Linked DNA regions of Mus musculus: region 1 is linked to region 2. The links are chromatin loops, found by intact Hi-C in ENCODE. Cell type or tissue: left cerebral cortex. All regions are shown on one strand. Links, peaks and the distances in the headings refer to the core of each region. The heading gives the core; the rest is flanking DNA.

Region 1 (8,337 bases), core at 228-8,227, 72 kb before region 2:
TTAAAAAAAAAAAAAAAAGAACTGAGTATGGCAGGTGTGGCAGTATACACCTTTAATCCCAGCACTCAAGAGGCAGAAGCAGGTGGGTCTCTGTGCATTTGAGGCCAGCCTGGGCTCTATAGTGACAGTGCTAGTGACCTGCCTTAAACAAACACATACAGACCGTGAATGTTGTGGCTCTCATCTATGATCACAGCACTCCTACAGTCAGATGGGAGTCAGACCCAGAGGATGGGTTAGAGGCCCTCTGTGGCCAGCCAGCCTAGAAGATGCAGTGCAGCAGCAGAACCAAGAGAGGCCCTGCCTCAACCTGGTGGGAACAGAGTTGATGCCTGCCCACTGAGCTGCCATACAGGTTGTGGCACATACTTGCCTGTGCTCCCTCCACACAGAGGAAATAAAAATCACAAAATTTAACATTTAATGGATACAAACGGTTATAGGCTGGCTTATCTCTTCTTCCTCCAATACATACTGAAACCCTAACCCCAGTTTGGTGACCTAGCAGTTGAAGAAATGTATTTTAAAATTCTGAAAATATATATTAGCCATATTGTGGTGGCACAAACCTTTAATCCCAATACTTGGTAGGTAGAGGCGGGCTCATCTCTGTGAGTCAGTGGCCAGCCTGGTCTACATAGTGAGTTCCAGAACTGCAAGAAACTATATAGGTGTGTGTGTGTGTGTGTGTGTGTGTGTGTGACTGATACTTTATATATTTATTATTATATATAGTATAATATATAATTGTAGTATAATATAATTGTAATATAAAAATATTACAATTTCTCTACCACCCTGCTTCCTAACTTTGGTTTTCACATTGTAGCCTAGGCAGGCCGGAAACACTATGTAGTCCAGGCTGGCCTCAAACTCGTGGCACTCCTCATGCCTCTGCCTACCTGTGCAGGTGTTTACTGCTGTGCCTGACTGTATCTGCGGCTTTTCACAAGGTGTGTTATCATCTGAGGAATCCTTCTATTGTCTAGGAAGAACAACTTTCTTAGTGAGTTAGGGAAAGATTTTTATAAACTCATTATTTGGGCAAAAGAAACAACCTTCAACTTAAAATGAAGACATAAAAGTTTAAACTGTGGGTATGGGGCAGTCAGGGTTGCCCAGTGGGTAGGTAGAGTGACTTGCCACCAAGCCTGATGATGACCTGAGTTCCATATCCATGGTGGAAGGAGAGACCTGATTCTTGCAAGTTGTCCTGTGTGCATATGCATGTGTCCTGTCTCCATATGCATGCTGTGCACACACACATACACATACACATATACACACAAATGTGTTTTTCAGATCAGTAATTGGATATTGATTAGGGGCTCGTTTACCTTCTCTAGGTCATAACTTGATGATCCATGCAATGAAGACAAAAAGATGTCTAGCCTTCTTATGCCCAGGAGACAGGTTCATTCTCTAATGAGAGAATGCTTAGCTCTATTGTATATGCAGAATAACCTTGTGAAATATTAATATTCCTATTTGATAGATTGGGGGAAAAAGACTGTTGCTAAGGAACTATCATAAACCTGGAGTCTTAAGGTCTACATTCCAGGAGTTCTAAGGCCCACTCTGTGATTAGTGGGCCATCCACGGAACGCCAAGGCTGCATGGACATACTTGGTTAATCCAGGCCGAGAGTGAAAACTCTAGGTCTACCAGTGGTTACTGGGTGGCCAGGGCAGAGCCACTCAGCCAGCCGAGATGCAGCTTTAGTCGGAGGGGAGGCCAAGTACATGGCAGTGACTTCCCCACCAGCATTTGGACATTGGTAAGCAGTGAAATTGTAGATATCAATGGTTTAGAATCGGCCTCAAACTTTGAGTCATGTATTACTAGTATTGTGAATAAATGCTCGAAATTAGGTTATACTCAAGAAACATCTTTTACTACCACTGCTACAAGGTTCTTCAAAGGTAATGAGAAGGATAATGTGGCCCCCTCCAAGCCTAGCATCCTCTCATTGTCTGTTCTCCAGGGGCTTGTACTTTGAGGGTACACCTTCTTACTCATTATATGCATCATCCACCCAAGTTTTCATTGAGTGCTATGAGCTTGCTGTGCATATGAACACAAAAACCAGGTCCCTACTGAACCATCTCCCCTGTCATGCATGTCTAGTTACTTGAATTGGATCTCCAGAACCCATATATATAAGGGGCCAGATGCTGAGGCAGTAATTTGTAACCAGCACTCCTACTAAAGGATGGACAGCAGAGACAGAAGAATTCACCAGAAGTTGGCAAGCCAGGTCTCCTGCAAAATGCCATGCAGCAAAAACCAAGAGAAGCTGTGCTTCAGTAAGAAGTAAGATCAGAACTGACTCCTGAAAATATTTCCCTCTGTCCTCTACACACACACACACACACACACACACACACACACACACACACACAGAAAGAGAGAGAGACAGACAGACAGACAGAGACAGAGAGACAGAGACGGAGACAGAGACAAGACAGAGATGGACAGAGACACACATATCCATAGACACACACACACAGAGACAGAGACGTAGACAGAGACAAGACAGAGATGGATAGAGACACACAGACCCATAGACACACACACACAATTATTTTTTAAACCAAGGGGAGAAAAAGCAACTAGCACCAAACTCTGGGGCATTGTGGGTGCACGGGGGTAGGATGCTCTATTGACTGCACCTGGGAGAGATCAAGAGAGAATATCTGAGAACACCTGGAGCAGAGTCCTGAGGAGGACTAGTTTGTAGCTGCAAGAGACCCAGCAGAGTCAGGGCAAAGGATTGCATAGGCATGGTGACAACAGGAACACACAAGGCTAAAGATGGGACAGCATCCAAGTTCAACTGTGTGGCCCGACGAAAGCATGTTAGGAGCTCAGGGAATATAGACAGCACAAGGATGCTATCTTCTATTTCACAGCACTCTATAGTCATCTCTTTGTCATACACTTTGTCATCTCTTATCTTGATTGGACCATGTCATAGTTATGGCACGTGAGCATCAGGGCACAAGTGGCTTGGCTATAGCCTTGCAGGAAGTCGGTTCCTGGCCTTTGGTTCCTGCTTCAGGGGTGATGGTGAGCTGAGGGCTTCTTACTAGCCTCAGCTGTGAGCCACAGCTACATAAGACACTGGGGCAGTGCTGGCTCTGGCTGGGCCTCGTGGGAAAGGTGGGAAGGGAAAGGCCTGAGTGCTCTTCCTACTTTGCTGCTCACCTTTCTCCCTGTGGTGGTGTGGGCTGCTCATCTTGGTCTTTTGGCCTCGGGGCACTCTCTGGATACTAGAGGCCACAGTGCTTTTAGTGCTGCAGGCTGGAGTGAGTGTCCCCTGGAGAGTGGCTTTCTACTATCCTCTGATGGGTGTTGGTGGCTAAGTCCCCCAGCTCTTCCCTCTTCTGTGGGATAGCTGCAATGTTTCCAGAGCTCCCCAGCAGAATCAAGCTCTAGTTGCCAGCAGATCTACTGAATCTCAGTTGTATGGGATGGAGCTGTTTAACCTCTGTTTTCATAAAAATAATTTATAAATGGTTTCTGTTCAACTTCCAAGAGCTAGTTTCTGCCCCCTTGGGGGCGATATTGCCCTTGCTGAGGACACATCTTTTAGAGAGACTTTATGTCAGAGCAAGAGTCAGAGAAACTGCATGGCTGAGTAAACAATAAAAAAGTAGCCCTGGTCTGGTGGTGCACGCCACCTCCTTAGCCCCCAAGCTTTAGTTGTTATTAATTTAAAAAATTTTAGTTAAAAGTATTTTATAGGCATGGTTACCTTGCCTGCATACATGTCTATATACCACACACGTGCAGTGCTCATGAAGACTAGTAGAGGGCATCTGGTTTTCTGGGACTTACAGAATGCTAACTGCCATGTGGGTGCTGAGAATCAAGCCCTTGTCCTTAGAGGACCCAGTGCTCTTAACTGCTAACCCATCTCTCCTGCCTCTAATTAGGTTTCTCTGTCTCTCTATCTCTCTCTGTCTCCATCTCTCTCTGTCTCTTGGTCTGTCTCTGTCTGTCTCCGACTATCCCTCTGTCTCTCTGTCTCTGTCTCTGTCTCTGTCTCTCTCTCTCTCTCTTTTAACAGTCTCATGTATCCCAAACTGGCCTAGAATTCACTATAACCTAAGATTCCTGATCCTCCTGCCTTTACCTCCCAAGTACTAAGATTATGGGTGTCTGTCACCATGCCTGGATTCAGGATGTTTTTTTGTTTGTTTGTTTTTCCCTTGAGACTTTTGCACATACTGCGCCTGGCAGGAATGTTTTCCTAGCTCTTTTGAATGCTCACTTCTGTGGGATAGAACACAGCATAGGAATCCTAATATTGGGACACCAGGCTTCCTGGTAGAAGGATGTATAAACAGACTTGAAGGAGTAGCATAAGCATGGACACTGTGTCTGGTTAGCCTTCCTTACTTCACTGGCTGAATGGGATAGTCTTCCTGCATGCTCCTGGCAACATGAACTATTTCTGACTACTCAAGAAATAGCCCTTAGCTACATGATGTAATTCTCTAAACCTAGTCAGTTCTTTAATAAAGCTGGGTACTGTGGGTGGGGAAGGGTGTACAAGGAGGGCTTTTTCTCTCCATCAGTGAGGAAGGTGTATTGCCATGGTGTGTGCTCACTGAGTATTGACAAATTCAAGGATTGTTGGGTAGAATGATAGAAAAATGAGTAGATAGAGAAATGGATAGAAGGGTGGATGATGGATAGATTAGTTGAATGGGCAGATCAGAAGGATGAGAAGGATAGATGGATGGATGGATAAATGCATAAATGGATCGGTTAGTTGAATGAGAAGATCAGTGGAATGGATACATGCATGTGGGTGGATGGATGGGTGGATGGGTGGATGGATGCATGGATGGGTGGATGGATGCATGCATGGATGGGTGGATGGGTGGATGGATGCATGGATGGGTAGATGGGTGGATGGGTGGGTGGATGGATGTATGGGTGGGTGGATGGATGCATGGATGGGTGGATGGATGCATGGATGGGTGGATGGATGCATGGATGGGTGGATGGATGCATGGATGGGTAGATGGGTGGATGGGTGGGTGGATGGATGCACGGATGGGTGGATGGATGCATGGATGGGTGGATGGATGCATGGATGGGTGGATGGATGCATGGATGGGTGGATGGATGCATGGATGGGTGGATGGATGCATGGATGGGTGGATGGATGCATGGATGGGTGGATGGATGCATGGATGGGTAGATGGGTGGATGGGTGGGTGGATGGATGCACGGATGGGTGGATGGATGCATGGATGGGTGGATGGATGCATGGATGGGTGGATGGATGCATGGATGGGTAGATGGGTGGATGGGTGGGTGGATGGATGCACTCCAGAAGGCCATATGGATAAAGTCTGGGAAGGAAGCTCATGCTCCTTGAACATCTACATTTGTCTCCCTGCCTCTTCAGCTATACCTAGACCTAGGTCTGCCTATTGTATTTCACTTGGTCCTCAGGCAGATCCAAGAACCAGGATCAGAAATTCAGAAAATAGCCCATGCCAGAATATCATACTCCAGAAGACTTATGGCTACATTAGAGAGGCCAGCTCTGTCTAGACCAGTGGTTCTTAACTTTCCTAATGTTCCAACCCTTTAATATAGATCCTCATGTTGTGGTAACCCTCAACCATAAAATTATTTTTATAACTATAATCCTGCTACTGTTATGAATCAAAATGTAAATATCAGGGCTGGAGAGATGACTCTGCGGTTAAGAGCACTGACTGCTCTTCCAGAGATCCTGAGTTCAATTCCCAGCAACCACATGACGGCTCACAACCATCTATAATGGGATCCGATGCCCTCTTCTGCTGTGTCTGAGAACGGTGACAGTGTACTCACATACATAAAATAAATCTAAAAAGAAAAAAAAACCCAAAATGTAAATATCTGTGGTTTTTGTGGTTATAGGCAACCCCTGTGAAAAAGTTGACACTCCCTGCAAAGGGTCGTGACCCACAGGTTGAAAAGCGCTGATCTAAAGCATCGTATGTCCATAAAGAGAATTCTGCAGTAAAAAGTAAAGGGGGGAAGGGGAGACAGGAAGCTTATTTGTTTATTTATTTAGGTTTTTTGAGGCAGGATTTCTCTCTGTATACAGCCTTGGCTGTCCTGGAACTCACTCTGTAGACCAGGATGGCCTTGAACTCAGAGGGATCAGTCTGCTTCTGCCTCCTAAGTGAGTGCTGGGATTAGAGGTGTGTACCATTACCACCAAGCAACGTTTTTGTATGACTTTTTATTCAGTTAGCACAGGAGTATTCAGAGAGAAGAAAGGGCTTCATTTACATTTTTCTGATGCCATAAAAAAAATGACAACTGGGACTGGAGAGTTGGTTCACTGATTAAGATTACTAATTGTCCTGCATTGCATAGGACCCACATTCAGTAACCTCCACAGCACCTTCCAATCATCTGGAACTCCAGTTCCAAGAGACCCAACACTCTTCTGAACTCCTCGGGCACCAGGGATGGAGAGAGAGAGAGAGAGAGAGAGAGAGAGAGAGAGAGAGAGAGAGAGAGAGAGAGAGAAGACCTGGAGACATACACAGCTGTTTTTGTTTTGTGTATGTGTGTTGGGGTGTGCATGTGTGCACATGTGCAGAGGCCAGAGGTCAAGTTCAGGCGTGGGTCCTTAGGAGCCAAACACATTATCATTCATTCATTTGTTTGTTTGTTTGTTTGTTTATCTATCAAGCCTGCTTCCCTCTCTGGGACCTGGGGGCTTTCTGATTGGTTAGTTTAGGTAGCCTGCCCCTACCTCTCAGCTCTGGGATTACAAATGAGCTATTACATCCAGCTTTCTATATGAGCACTGGAGACAGAACACTGATCCTTGTATTTTTCATGACAAGCCTCTCCCCAGTACCCTCTCATTTTCTGTTGTGCCGCAGACCCTCTGGGTCCCTGTGTCTGTGTGGAACGGGTCTCTCGACGCGGGTGGGCAAAAGCGTGGATGAACAACAAACAGACACACACAGGAGAGGTCGTGTGGAATCTGAGTGTAATTTTCGAATTGAGCATCAGACTTTTTATGCAGAGGACAATAAGGAAGTTGGGTGACATATTCACAAGGTACAATTGAGGTAACCGGAATCTTACCTAAAACAGAGGACTGTAAACACAAAAGGTCTAACCGGAACCACCTGGGATAGAATACATTGATAACAGCTGGGATCAACAAGGGCTCCACCTAAGATTCACTAATCTTAGAAGCCAGGGTCAAGGGCTTCTCGACCTTGCCATAGTTCCTATTTTAGTCTCTTGTATAGTCCACCTTCCCCTTAGGCCATTGTAAATACGTTCGTATGGGTGTAACTCTGCTATAGTTCTAAGTATCTATTCTGGTTTCTCCTTTGGTCTGAAACTTCCTTCTTCCTTAGTGATGGTAAATTCCTGTGTAAGGGAGTGACTTAGCTTTTACAATCTTACTGAATTCCAAGCCCTTGATCTTGGTCAAGGATGTTCTAGGACTGTTAGAACACTGGCAGAAGGCTTTAGCCATGTCAGAATTCAATTTTAAAAAGCACTTACAATAAGAAAATACTGAAAGAGAGCACGTAGATCCATACACTAGACTAACACGGTAATGGAATGCAGGAATGAAAAATTAATGTATGGGTAGAAAACGCTAGACTCCAGGAGGAGAGCTTCCTTGAAACTCTTTTGCCTCATGAGTGACTTTTAAGCCTTTCAGCTTGTCCAGCTGACTCGACTGGAGAGCTTAGCACTGTTGTAGTTTTTAGTCTTTTGAGACAAAGTCTCTCTAAATAGGTTAGGCTGATAGGGAACTTGAAATCCCTGCCCCTGTCTCCCATGTGCCTGCTCTATCAGGCTCTGAAGAGTAGCTTCTTCTTCAGCTACCAGTGAATGTTGAGTCCATGTTATTTGTCTATTTAAGGTTCAATAGAGACCATCTATATAATCCCCAAGGAGTGCCATTTTAAGGAACATAAATATGCACAGGGATGATGGTACCTACCTTTAATCTCGGAACTGAAAGAAAGGCAAAGGGGGGCAGATCTCTGTGAGTTGGGGGCCAGTCCTGTTCTACACAGTGATTTCCGGATCAGCCAAGGCTATGTCATGGCAGCCAGAGCTACATAATGAGACCTGTCTCAAAACCAACCAACCAACCAATCAAATAAAACAAGAACAAGAACAACAACTAAAAGCATAAAGATAAAATGAGGGAGTTAGGTAGTTGGAGAGATGGGTCAGTGGCTAAGAACTTGTATTACTCTTGCAAAGGTCCTAAGTTCTGTTTCTGGTAGCCACATCAAGCAATACACAGCCACATATACCTCAAGCCTAGGAGGA
Region 2 (8,337 bases), core at 288-8,287:
ATACATGGTGAAACCATCTCTTTAAAGTTTAGGTCATATTTTTTTTGTATTCCTTTTTCTATATATATATATATATTTTCTTTTTTGTACTTAGCATGTAGAACTTGATAGAGTTGTCTCCTGTGTGTTTGGTTTTCCTGAGGGATTAGTGGTATTTGTTTTCTGTTGCCGTGATAAAATGCCATGATCAAGAGCAAGTTAAGGAAGAAGGGGTTTATTTTAGCTTTCAGTTCCAAATTGACCGAGCTCATCATGGTGAGGAAGGCATGTCATGGCGGGGAAGCTGGAGGCCAGCTGATCACATTTCATCTGCATGTAGGTGAGGGAGGGAGAGGAGGGTAAGTCTCAAAGGCTGTCCCTGGGAACAGGCTAACTGCCACAAGGCTCTGCCTCCTAAAGTTCTATAACCTCCCCCAAAAAACTGCCAGTTTGGGACCAAGTGTTCAAACACTTGAATCTTTGGGGAACCTTTCTCATGCAAATCATGGTGACCAGATAATGCTATTGGGCTTGGTTGCCCACCCTCATGGTTATTTTTATAGCCAGGTAGCCATGATACTATCCCCAGATGGGTAAATCTTTCAGTTTGGTTATTAAAATCAATCACATTTTTGGGGGGTGTGTATGTTATTTTTTTCAAGAGAGGGTTTCTCTGGGCAGCCCTGGCTGGCCTGGAACTGAGTCTGTAGACCAGGCTGGCCTCAAACTTAGATCTGCTTGCCCCTGCTTTCTGAGTGCTGATACTAAAGGTATGATCAAGCCAAGACCTGTTTGATTCTACCTTTTAAGTTTTTAAATTTATTTCTTAAATTTATGTATATGTTTAAGTGTCTGCCACCTATGAGCATGTACCCGAGGAAGTCAGTGATGTGCCATCTAACGTGGGCACTAGGAACTGAACTCTGATCCTAGGAAGAACAAGTGCTCTCAACTGTGGAACCGTCTCTTTGGTCCCCAAGATTCTACTTTCTAACAAGGTCATTAAATATCTTGATATTCTTGAGAAATCATCTTATTTCCATTTAAGTAGTGTGCTAAGGGAAAGCCCAGAGCTTCACATGGTGTCTAGTTCCATTGAAACCGGCTAATGGTTTTCTAAATAGCAGTAATTGGTGAGTTACAGCCAATGGGGACATAAAATCACATTTTGATACCTGGCTTGGATCCACCTAACCCCCTTGAGATAGGCCCTCCTGTATCCTAGGATGGCTTCCAATTCCCTAGACAGTAGAGACTGGCTAATCCTGCTTCTACCTCTTGAGCGCTGGGATTACAGACATCTCCATCCCAGTCAGTCCACGTGATGCGGGGGAAGTGCTCATCCGCACGCTCTATCCCGGGCACTCGTCTAGTTGCCTAGGCCAGCCTCCACTGCCCTGCCTTCCCAGCCTTCCCAGTAGCTGATACGGGTCTGTGTGCTTAACATTTAAAAATCAGGCTTGTTCTAGACATTCAGAAGGTCTCTGCATTTCCTGTGTCCTGTCATGCACTTCCTAACAAGGCTACTAGTAGACATGGCCAAATCCTAGGCATATGTTACTGTTATTAATATCAATATCACTTGTGCTGTGGCATTCTTTTCTCTTGGAGTTTTTTGAGACAGCCTCATGTAGCCCAGACTGGCTTTTGATTCCCTAATGTAGCCAAGGATGGCTTTAAACTCCTGATCTTGTACCTCCTGGGGTTCTAGGACGAGCATCATGTCTGGTTCATTCTTATGTCAGAATTACATGACACCGTGTTTGTTGCATACTTGATTTCTCAGTGCCCTTGCTCCCTTCTCTCCAGTAGGCAGACACTGTGTTCATAGCTGGATTGTCAGGGTTTACCATAGTACTCCACATGGCTTCTGAATAAACATTGTCCATTTCAGAAAGACCTCACCTTTAACCAGTGGCTGAGCCCTCACAGGGTGCTTGTCCAGCTATTTTCCTTAGTGCAGACCTGAATGGACCTGTGGTGAAATCCTTTGGGTCCCTTTGTGTTGAGATACAGTGGTCCCAGTTTCCCCCCAATTTGTCTATGCACAGAGAACAAAGAGAATTCTTACATACGGCTTCGCAGGTGGTAGCTCCTGCTTCCACACAAGGGGCCTCTTCCCTCACAGGGGAGGAGGTACAGTATGGGAATGCTGTGCCTTAAGAAGCAGTGGGGCCAGATAGATGATGGCTCAGTTCTTGAGAACTGAGGATCCCACACTCTCAAGACAGCTCCCAACCATCTATGACACCAGGGTATCCTAGACCTCGTACAGCCTCTGCAGGCATTAGCCATGTGTGCGATGCACATAAGTGCACACCAGCAAGACATATACAGAATATCTCACGCAAATAAGTAGAAGACCAAGGAGTAGATTGGAAGAGCCCTTCCTGGAAGACCTCAGGAGAGCTCGGTGTAGACGTTCTCCCAAGAGTTTCCCTTTATTCGCTAAGGTCACTTTGAAGAGTCAGACTTAGACTTTTGGTATTTTGAAACAGGGTCTCATAACCAGGCCGGCTTCACGACATAGAACCCTGAGCCTCCTGCGTCTGTGTGCTTGTTATCAGCACAAACCTAGACATTCCTGAGAGGAGGGGATCTCAACTGAGTGATGGCCAGTGGGGGTGTCTGTGTGGGCATCCTCTTGGTTGTTGATCGATGTGGGGGAGGGCCCGGCCCGCTGTGGGCGGTCCCATTCTTGGGCAAGTAGTCCTGGGAAGTGTAAGAAAGACAGCTGAGTGTGGGCCTGGGAGCAAGCCAGTAAGCAGCACTCCATGGTTCTTGCCTGTGTATCTGCTTGAGATCTTGTCTGACTTCTCTCAGGAATGGACTCTTACGGGAACATGTCAGCCAAATAACGCTTTCCACCCTAAGTTGTTAAAGTTACTTTTGCACTAAGTTGCTTTAAAAAGTGAACCAGGACCCTCCTATGTGCTGGGAACAGGTTTGTGCTACCCTGTCTAGCTCACAATTTTTGAATTTTGAAAGCCTGGATCATGTCTGTCAGTTCATCATCACTAACTCATAAGCTCTTACGGGCGGGGCCCCTTGTTACACATCTCTCGTATTTCATTTACATCATGTTCTAGAGCAGTGGGTCTCAACCTTCCTAATGCTGTGACACTTTAACACAATTCCTCGTGCTGTGGTGACCCCAGCCATAAAATTATTTTGTTGATACTTTCTTCCTGTTATTTTGCTACTGTTATGAATCGTACTATAAATATCTGCTATGCAGCTGCCGAAGGGGTTGTGACCCAAGGGTTGAGAACCACTGTCTAGAGAACCCAGGACACTGCAGTGAGTGTCCAAGGGGTGAGGAGCTCTAGAGCACCTGGTACAGAAGGGGACATAGAGGCCACAGCTCTTACCAAGATGCCACTTACTCTCTTCATTGTCTTAGTGAAGGTGGAATGAGATGGATTCAGAGGTTAGAACCATGTACGGGGAAACAAGGAACAGTCGCATACGGGCAGAGAGCAGGGCCTATGAGATGCATGCTCGTTACAATTCCTTTTCCTTTGCTACTAAGGACTCTGGGCTGGTACACACTCCCTCACTGGGGATGCCTGGGTGAATGCCACCTGCCTCCAGCCATAGCTACTCCCTGTGGCTCATGACCAGGAGCCGCATCTTATCTTTTAACTGGACACCCACAGTCGGAATGGTCAGAAGTGACCATAGGCAGGAAGTGGCTTCTCACAAGGTGCCAACTGGGGCAGACATGTGAGGCTGTTGCCTTACAGAGCTGCAAGGTTACATTCACTTAGCTAAGCAGAGGGCCTGTTCTTCGTGAGCGTGGGGCAGCTGACTCTGACTCTGCACCTCCCGGTGAATGCTCTCCAAATTAGAAAGCCAGATGCACCCTGCTTCCATTGCCCTGCTCCGAGCACAGCTTTGCTGAGGCCTCCCCTCGAGTCGCTCTCCTCAGACTCGTGTGGTGGTTCAGAGGACCAGATGAAGCCACTTCTCACTGTACATCAGAAATCCTTGAGGATCTGCGGCAGACCTGCTGATGCTGCGGTTAGTGGCGCAGTGTGGTGGATTCAGAAAGGTTTCGGCTTTCCACCTCGAGGCTGAATGAACTAGGCGACAGCATGCTTTCTAGATTGGATTAATGGCCATGTGGTGATGGGTGTGGAAGGATAAGGTAGACAATTCCTGTAAGGCTGGAATTATCAGGAGAAAGGAGCTTCAGTTGGCCAAATGCCTCCATGAGATCCAGCTGTAAGGCATTTTCTCAATTAGTGATCAAGGGTAGAAGGGCCCCTTGTGGGTGGTGCCATCCCTGGGCAGGTAGTCTTGGGTTCTATAAGAAAGCAGGCTGAGCAAGCCAGGGGAAGCAAGCCAGTAAGTCCCATCCCTCCATGGCCTCTGCATCAGCTCCTGCTTCCTGACCTGCTTGAGTTCTAGTCCTGACTTCCTTCAGTGATGCACAGTGGTATGGAAGTGTAAGCTGAATAAACCCTTTCCTCCCCAACTTGCTTCTTGGTCATGATGTTTGTGCAGGAATAGAAACCCTGACTAAGACTGGTGGGTATTGAGTTTGGTCTTCACTCTGCTGGGATATTTAACCATACAGTAGGTAACTAGCATACTGCCACCCTGTTCTTCAGGATACTCATTTACCAATAATTCTCTCTCCCTCTCCCTGATACTATCTCTGAAACTGGCCTTTATTCTGTAGTCACACTAGCCTAAAATTCACAGCAGTCCTCCTGTCTCAGCTCCTCCCAAATGTTGATTACAGGGTCAACTTCCAGTTGTAAAAATCTCTTATTAGTGGAGAAGTTGTAAATGCTGCCACCTGTTGACCAAATGTGCATGTGCATCCAACCCACTTTCAGCATCCCTACCCAGGCGGCATCTCCCTGTGTTCTGGGCACTTACCCAGGTCTCAGGGGCTGTCAGCAACCTAGTTTAGTGGGATAAGTACCACTCTGGGTTGGCAGTCTGTCTTGGGTCACCGTTGTGATGAGTAGTAGCCTCTACAGTCAGATTCATATTTTCTGTCTCTCTCTCTCCATCTTTCTCCTTCCTGCTGTCTCCCCCTCCCTTATGTGTATGCACATGCGCACATGCAAGGGCTGAGGTTGGAATCCAGAGTCTTCTATCCCCCCTCTTGCTGAGCCTCTCTCCATGTCCCCAGAAATGACTCCTTTGACTTAGACGTGGGTTTGTTTATTCAAAGATTTTCATAGATCATGTTTTAACCTGGAATTTATATGAGGAATTCTTTTCATGAGCAGATATCCTAACGGTTCAATCATTGTTCCAAGAACTTGAATCCCACTCAATTTCAAGGATAAACCTCTAAAAGGGAACTTGGATCAACAGATAATGGAGACTAGCTGTATAGGTCAGAAAAGCAAAATGCCTACGTTTCTTTAACATCTCCCTTCAGTCTGTATGATAGCTCATTCATATAGATGTTCTTGATTGATAGGCCTTTATACAGTACTCCTGCCAGTGTGTTCATTTCAAAAATATGTGTGCCAGCAGTGGCTAAAGGGCCGGCTCACCATACTTTCCCTGGCAGTGTGCTTGGCAGCCTACAGTGCTAGAATTACATCGGAATGACTTGTGCTCAACCCAGCCTGAGGAGTACACCACCCACCACTCTTGGGATCCAGGCCTTAAGACTTCAGCTGGGCCTAAAGCTGAGGCTAAGAAGCATATTTTTTAAAATCTTGAAAGTCGTTAAACGGCACTGCCAACTTTTCAAAGCCTCATGATCAAAGTGGCAGCCTGTTCTTCAGGACCTACGAAAACAGCTCAGATATCTTCAGAGGCTCAGACTATGTTCAGGGCTTTAGGATGCTGCACCTACCCTGACAACACTGTTCAAGGCCTGTCGCTTCTAACCATGGTTTCTATAATGAGTGGGTGTGAGCTTGGCAAGCCAAGGCTCCCTGTCCCACTTCAGCTTCTGTGACTGAGTCTCCTCCTTATACCTTATTATTGAAGAAGAAAGTGGCAGTGCATATGAGCTCAGATCTATATCTTGTCATTTTTCCACATTTAGAAAACTGGACAGACCTGTAAATTTTGCAGCAACCAGATAGTTTCTGAAGGACTAGCTACTTTTGAAATCAGGCTTAACTTGTAGCCCTGACTGGCCTGGAACTTGCTATATAGACCAGGCTAACAAACAAACCTCCTCCTTCCAGTGCTGGGATTAATGGTGTATGATACAACATTCACTCAGGCTTAAATCTTTTAGGCTAACCTTCCTTTTTCTTTTCTTCCCTTTCTTTTTCTTTTTGAGACAGGGTCTCACTTATTTCCCAAGATGGCCTGGAATTCACAACTCTCCTGATGTAGCCTCCCAAATAATGGAAGCATGAGTGTTTGCTCCTGACATATTTCAAGTGTACCATATGGATTTCTTAGGTTACATGTTACATAAAGTGTAGGTAAAGGTGTCTATTGATTCAGGATTTCAAGGCCTATATTTACTTGTGGTAACTGGAGAATAAATAACAGGCTATAAGAGCTATAGGGACCCAGAAAGGAGTCTGTACTCTCTCTTGAGCAGAAGAGAAAATAGGGACAATACAGCTTGCCCAACAACACAAGGGGAGTGGTTAACAGGCTGGGTTAGTGGTTTTTCAGTTCAGTGCAGTCTGTTTTGATCATGTGACTCCTTAGACCAAGCATAGAAGCTGGGCTATAAAAGAGTATACAGAGGTAGTTACAGAGTCCCTATTAAATCCTTTTGGACTATATAGATTTCATTATTCCCAGACTTACAGTTGATTTTTCTGTTTGTTTGTTTGGCCCTTAGGATTCCCGAGGACATTAGTACAGGCAGAAGCCCTGGACGGAATCTGTGATGTGGACCTAGTAATCAGTTTGAATATTCCTTTTGAGACACTTAAAGATCGTCTGAGCCGACGGTGGATTCACCCTTCTAGCGGGAGGGTCTATAACCTGGACTTCAACCCACCTCAAGTGCAGGTAAGATACACCATGCTGGATAGAGGACAGGAGTATGAGGTGTCTGGAGGTGGGGGGCATAAAAAAGCATTGGCCAAACAGCATAGGAAAAGAGTTTACATTCAGTAGCCACCATAGTGGAGAAAGCTAGGACTAGAAAGCTTAACAAGACAGGGCATTGCTGGTGACCTGGGAAAAGTGTCGCTCTCCTTGTTATTTCATTAAACTGTAGGTGATCATTGATTGATTGATTGATTGATTGAGACAGACCTCTATCTGATTAGTCCTCAGACTCAGAATGCTGGGAAGACCCCTTTTAAAGCCAAATGACAGTGTACAGTTTAAAAAGGACTAAAGTTTACATTTCTGTTCGGCAACTGTTGTGAAGATGGCCCGAGCAAGTGAAAAAAGTGTGTGGTTTCAGGGATTAGAGTGACCAAAACAAATAAAAACTAGTGTTCAGCTATAAGACTTTGTAAGACCTGGGCAATAGCTGCAGGATCTTCGATTACAGAGTTGGGAGAAAGGACAAACATGGTGTTGTCTCTGCTCTTCAGTACTGGGGTTCAGAATCCCTGGGCCTTGTGTACATTCCTCAAGAATCCTACCATTGAAGTGGACCTCCACCCCACTCCCTGCTGTAGGTGCCCAACTCAGACTCACAGTGCTCTAGCTTTGGTCTCCCAAATGCCTGGGATTATGGGTGTGCGCCCCGTGCCTGCTCAGACTACTTCTGACCAGCGTCTTGTTAGGTTCTCCCTCTGGCTGTCTGATGACTGACTGAACTAATGCAGGAGCCCAGTTGGTGGCTCTTGGACTGGAGTAGGTGACGTGGTACCTTGAGTATAGGTGAAGCAGTAAATGATTGCAGGGACCTAAGCTGGTGTCACCCCTGCTGGTTGCTGTTGTGCCAATAATGCCCTTAATGATGTCAGTTCATGTGTGATGTGTCCCTTTTTTTTTTTTTTCTTTCTTTCTCTTAATTGATCTGTTAGTTCATTCAATCTTTCATTCGTTCTTGGTTTCACTGTGTTGGCTAGACTGGTCCTAGCCTTCTGAGTGGCTGGGTGAGCAGGAGCGTGCCGCTCAAGTGTAACCCAAGGTACAGTGATAGGAAAACCAATAGGGAGAGAAGAAAGGAGTTTGAAAATCCAGTCAGGAAAGCAGAAACCTATCTCACAGAAGCTGATCGATTCTTACAATACCCAAAAAGCTCTTCTTACTGGCATGCTACATTCCAAAGGCTGGCTCCCCCTGAAAGAACATATAATTACCATTACATGTGGAAGTGAATAGCCTGTTCTACCAGCCATTGGTGTCTTCCCAGGACAGAGTGAAGCTGCTGCCCTAGAGCCACTCTACTTCTGGAAACGGTGCTGTGTTTGCTGATACTCCAAAGTGAGTGCTAAGCACTGTGGC

The links. Peaks named below come from ENCODE experiments on the same cell type or tissue, not always from the same donor. Only the 100,000 strongest peaks of a DNase experiment are listed, where the experiment ranks them.
Region 1: a loop joins it to region 2, with 5 times the contacts of the local background. A loop is called at or near these places in 21 of 42 quality-filtered maps.

The regions. Positions count from the first base shown.
Region 1 is chr4:101,381,635-101,389,971 of GRCm38, forward strand. All of the region lies in intron 3 of 0610043K17Rik (RIKEN cDNA 0610043K17 gene), which reads left to right. Among named protein-coding and RNA genes, the nearest start is that of E130102H24Rik, 30 kb to the left of the region's middle. In left cerebral cortex, for the core only: a CTCF peak has its summit at 3,549 (motif pointing left); DNase peaks (open chromatin) are centred at 3,561 and 4,466.
Region 2 is chr4:101,453,734-101,462,070 of GRCm38, forward strand. It overlaps Ak4 (adenylate kinase 4), which reads left to right. Exons shown (of 5, transcript NM_009647.5): 3 at 6,767-6,939. Among named protein-coding and RNA genes, the nearest start is that of Ak4, 38 kb to the left of the region's middle. In left cerebral cortex, for the core only: a CTCF peak has its summit at 4,794 (motif pointing left); DNase peaks (open chromatin) are centred at 2,681, 4,814 and 5,759; H3K27ac peaks cover 274 bases.